Linked DNA regions of Homo sapiens: region 2 is linked to region 1. A link is a loop called in an ENCODE intact Hi-C map of the cell type or tissue named here. Cell type or tissue: Caco-2. All regions are shown on one strand. Region 1 holds the start of TAB3 (TGF-beta activated kinase 1 (MAP3K7) binding protein 3). Region 2 has its middle 51 kb from the start of TAB3.

Evidence for each region. Hi-C counts contacts between places; a loop is a spot of excess contacts. Peaks named below come from ENCODE experiments on the same cell type or tissue, not always from the same donor. Only the 100,000 strongest peaks of a DNase experiment are listed, where the experiment ranks them.
Region 2: it touches region 1 in a loop (4-fold over the local background); 6 of 110 quality-filtered maps call a loop at or near these places.

Annotation. Positions count from the first base shown.
Region 1 is chrX:30,888,159-30,890,658 of GRCh38, reverse strand. It overlaps TAB3 (TGF-beta activated kinase 1 (MAP3K7) binding protein 3), which reads left to right and starts at 1,405. Exons shown (of 11, transcript NM_152787.5): 1 at 1,405-1,545. RefSeq lists an enhancer at 1,030-1,199 and a silencer at 1,360-1,749. In Caco-2, no CTCF peak of the experiment used is centred here; a DNase peak (open chromatin) is centred at 1,148; H3K4me3 peaks cover 1,769 bases.
Region 2 is chrX:30,939,058-30,941,557 of GRCh38, reverse strand. No RefSeq gene overlaps it. Among named protein-coding and RNA genes, the nearest start is that of TAB3, 51 kb to the right of the region's middle. In Caco-2, no CTCF peak of the experiment used is centred here; a DNase peak (open chromatin) is centred at 1,447.

The sequences.
Region 1 (2,500 bases):
GTTGAAATAATTGGGGTGGTTTGTTTCCTGCTATCGCCCTGAGTGATTCACTGGACTAAATCCTATGCCTGTCAGACACCGCTCAAGAATTTTCTCTTTGGCTGGGCGCGGTGGCTCACCACCTGTAATCCCAGCACTTTGGGAGGCCGAGGCGGGCAGATCACCTGAGGTCAGGAGTTCAAGACCAGCCTGGTCAACAGGAGAAACCCTGTCTCTACCAAAACTAATCAGCCGGGCATGGTGGCACACACCTGTAGTCGCAGCTACTCGGGAGGCTGAGGCACGAGAATCACTTGAACCTGGGAGGCTGAGGTTGGAGTGAGCCGAGATCACACCACTGCACTCCAGCCTAGGCAACAGAGTGAGACTCGGTCTCAAAAAAAAAAAAAGGAATTTCCTCTTTGATGTATTTTATATCCTCCCCCCATATCTGTCACTCCTCTCTGTACTCATTTCTATCATAGAACTTACTGTGCTAAAGTGTCGTCATTGTTTTTTCTCATTCATCTCCATCCCAGACCAATAGCTCCCTGAGATCACAGCATTTCCTCAGTAGCTGGCACATAGGAAACTGAACAACACACGTTTGAATGAATGAGCAAGAAAAAATAAAATAGGAAAAAGAATTATTAGTATCAGATGGCTCATGTAGCACTAAAAATGAAAGAGAAAGTTAGATGGTGATGTGGGAAACAGGAGGACTGTGGCTGCCAACTGTGAGGCCATCTGCAAGCACACAGCAAGAAGCTCTTGATTAATAATGTGAACCCATAACAGGATGAAGAAGGTGCAGCTGAGGCTTTGCACAGAATACTCGGTGACAAAACCCATAAGGACAAGCAAAGGGTTAGAAGACTCCCGGGGACGCAAAAAGTGTGTTGGCCATTCGGGCTCCTGAGGGATGACCAAGCCTTAAGGGACGCCTCTCACTTGGTGCCTGGTCCTGCCAAGCCCTTTACTGGGTTTCTTGACTGGGTTTCATTACCCCGCCCCGCGCCACTAGTGGAAACAGGTAAAACCTGGAGAACTAGGTCCTACTTTAGGGGCCGTTCCGGGCATGCGTCATTACCCGCGCACGCAGGCGCAGTAACTTCTTCGGTAACTGGTACTGCCCATTTCCGATATGGGAAGCGTTTGCTCAGGCTTCCCTAACTTATCACCTTTCCTTTGGGCCCCCGCCCTCCTGTTCCTGTGGGGGAAGCCTCGCGAGATCGCCCTGGGCAGTACCCGGCGGCGCCATCTTTGTGCCTGGCGAGCGACGGCGCCCGACGGAAGCCCTGAAGCCAGAGCTTGCTTGCCAAGCTCTCGCTCAGACCGGATCTAGGAAATACGAGGCGGGCCTCGGTGGGAGGGACGCACTGAGGGAGGAGGGAGGAAAGGGGGCGGCGGCGGCGGCGGCGGCTCACACCGGATCCCGGCCCTGCACGGCGCGTACCCTGGGGGTTCGGGCGGGGAAGCGGCGCCGGCCCGGACCCCCCGCGGGAGTAGGCGACGGGCGTGAGGGCGAGGCGGCGGCGGCGGCGGCCAGAGAGCAGCAGCCGCCTGGTGAGTGTCCGCGGGGAGGCCCGGCACCTGCCCGAGCAGGGACGTCGGGGGCGCCCCCGGGATCGTCCCAGTGACCCTGTGCCTGAGACGGTGGGCGTGTGCGCAACTGCGGCGTCCCGGGGACTCACCCCGGCCCGGGACTGCGGCTGACAGCGGGAACTGCGGGGCTGCCGGAGGTTTGCGCAGGGCCTGGCGCGTCCGCGCCCGCCCCAGACGCCCCGAGAGGCCGAGGGGAGAGGGAGTGGCTGGGGTGGGGTGTCGACTTGATTGGCCTTGGTCCCCCAAACGGAGGGGACGATGCCCTTCCTCGCCGGACCCTAGGCATTGCGGAGAGTGAGCCTCTGTGGACCGGCTTTAAGCCCCCAGGAAGGTGTTTGAGGATGAGGACTAGCAGCACCAGCGTGGGGGCCGTTGAGGGTGTTGAGAGATGTGAAGGTTAGTAGCAGTATAGTAAGAATTGTTGGAGAGGAGGTTTCCAGATGACTGTTGGTAGGTGTTGAGTAAGGAGAAAACACTGCTTTCCTTTAAAGATCGCACAAGCAGTCCTCTGAGGTCCAACAACAGATTAGAGTTATTCCCAGTTGGAGTTCTGTAGTTTACTACCGTGTGCCAGCTCATAAAGTGCGTAAAAGCAGGATTTGAAGGGTGAGGGACAGGTGAGGCATAAAGTAAGCTGCATAAAAAGATCCAAAGTTTGTTAATGTGTTAAAGTGTAAATCCTTCTGTTTCTACTGAAATGTAACTTATTTAAATTATTTAAGAAAACTTGCCACCTTTGGTCCAGACCGGGCTTGTCAGTTCGATGTGTTTCTTCAGTGACGTTTGTCAATCAGGCAGTCATTTTGGCATACAGTATATTTACTTCTGGTTTCTAAAAGAACAAGAATGAATGAGAAAAGGGAACAGTTTGGCAAACTGAGCTTTCTTTGCGCACTTTTTCATTTTGAAAGGATAA
Region 2 (2,500 bases), 51 kb before region 1:
GGAGGCTGAGGTGGGAGGATCGCTTAAGGTCAGTGTTCTGGAGTTCCAGACCAGCCTGGGCAACATAGTGAGACTCTGTCTTTACAAAAAAAAATTTTTTTTAATGCTGTGTTCCTTATTGGGAGTAGGCAAGCAAATCTTCAACAGTTGAGACCAAAAGAACAACCCTGTGTGGCAAATGTTTGGTTATCCAAAAGCCAAAGAAGAAGGAAAAAAAAAAAAAAACAGCAGAGGTCTGAGATCAGAATAACTCTGTCACAAACCTGATAAAATGGCTGCTATACTTTGATGACCCGAAGCCTGGAGTTGGTGTATGAGCTAGATGTGGTGGCTCGTACCTGTAACCCCAGCATTTTGGGAGGCCAAGGGAGGAAGATTACATCAGCTCAGGAGGTTGAGACCAGCCTGAGCAGCATAATAAGGCCTCATCTCTACAAAAATTTAAAAATCAGCCAGGTGTGGTGGGGTGCACCTGTAATCCCAGCTACTTAGGAGGCTGAGACAGGAAGATCACCTGAGCCCAGGAAGTCTAGGCTACAGTGAGCCATGATTGCACCACTGCACTCCAGGCTGTGTGACAGAATGAGATCCTGTCTCAAAAAAAAAGAAAGCAGAGACTCAAATAGACACTTGCGCACCAACGTTCTTAGCATTATTCATGATAGCTGAAAATGGAAATAGCCCAAATGTCCATCAACAAATTAATGGATAAACAAAATGTAGCATATACATACAATGAAATAGTATTTGACCTTAAAATGTTATAAAATTATGATAATGCTTCAACATAGATGAACCTTAAAAACATCGCTAGGTGAAATAAGTCAGACACAAAAGGACAAATATTGTGTGATTTCAGTTATGTGAGGTATCCACGACAGACAAATTCATAGAGGCGGAAAGTAGAATAGAGATTACCAAGAGCTGTGTGGAAACAGTAATTAGGAATTATTGTTTAATGGGTACAGAGTTTCTGTTTGGGATGGTGAGAAAGTTCTAGAAGTAGTGGTGAGGATTAGATAACATTGTGAATGTACTTAATGACACTGTACACTTAAAAATGGTTAAAATTATAACTTTTTATGTTGTGTATATTTTGCCACAATAAAAAAATTTTCAGAAAAAATGAGGGACATGGACTCTCTAATAGAGAAACAAATAATCTGTTAAGAGCCAGACAAAGATTTCAGTTGGTGTATGGGGATGGGAGGAATCTAGTAAGGCTTCATAGAAGACAGAATTACTTCAGCTGGGCATTGGAGAATTTCAAGCTGGATTTGGAGAGGAAGAGGACAGAGGAAAGGTGTATTTCAGGATGCGGAAGTGTGAACAAAGGCAGAGTCATAAAAGTATGTGGCATATCTAAGAAATGGTGATTAGCCTAGTTTACTCAACACATCTCCTGCTTTCCGTCGCTAGGGTTACTGATGGTATTCCTTTGGAACTACGTTGGGTGATTGCTAGTTGCTCAACACTTCCCAGCACCTGGGGCACAGAATACTCCTGCCTGGCTTAACAGGAGCAACAGTGACCCTCAGTCACTGCACATGAGGGTTTCTACTTTGTTCACACAAGAGGAGTTTATGTAACTATGCAACATACATCTATTACCTTTTTCAAGGGAGCATCATTGTGTTCTGGAGAATTTCATCCACCAAATCTTTTTATATATTGTTAGATGCATGGACAGATAATACTTCTGAAGTGTTAATCAGTATTTTTTTCTCCCTATTGCTGGCTCCTTTGTTTCTCCTTGTTCTAACAGATAGGTGAGTTCGTACATGCTGCCTCAAAGGAGGAATGAGACAGGGTGGTGTTTTAGATTGCTACAAAAGCTAGACATGACTCCTTTTCCCTAGACTAGGCATCGTTTTTTTAAATAATTTTTTATTATACTTTAAGTTCTGGGGTACATGTGCAGAACGTGCAGGTTTGTTACATAGGTATCCACATGCCATGGTGGTTTGCTACACCCATCAACTCGCTATCTACGTTGGGTATTTCTCCTAATGCTATCCCTTCGCTAGTCCCCCACCCCCGACAAGCCCCAGTGTGTGATGTTCCCCTCCCTGTGTCCACGTATTCTCATTGTTCAGCTCCCACTTATGAGTGAGAACATGCGGTGTTTGATTTTCTGTTCATGTGTTAGTTTGCTGAGAATGATGGTTTCCAGCTTCATCCATGTCCCTGCAAAGGACAGGAACTCGTCCTTTTTTATGACTGCATAGTATTCCATGGTGTATATGTGCCACATTTTCTTTATTCTATCATTGATGAGCATTTGGGTTGGTTCCAAGTCTTTGCTATTGTGAACAGTGCTGCAGTAAACATAAACATATGTGTGCATGTGTCTTTATAGTAGATTGATTTATAACGCTTTGGGTATATACCCAGTAATGGGATTGCTGAGTCAAATGGTTTTTCTAGTTCTAGATCCTTGAAGAATTGCCACACTGTCTTCCACAATGGTTGAACTAATTTACACTCCTATCATTTTGAT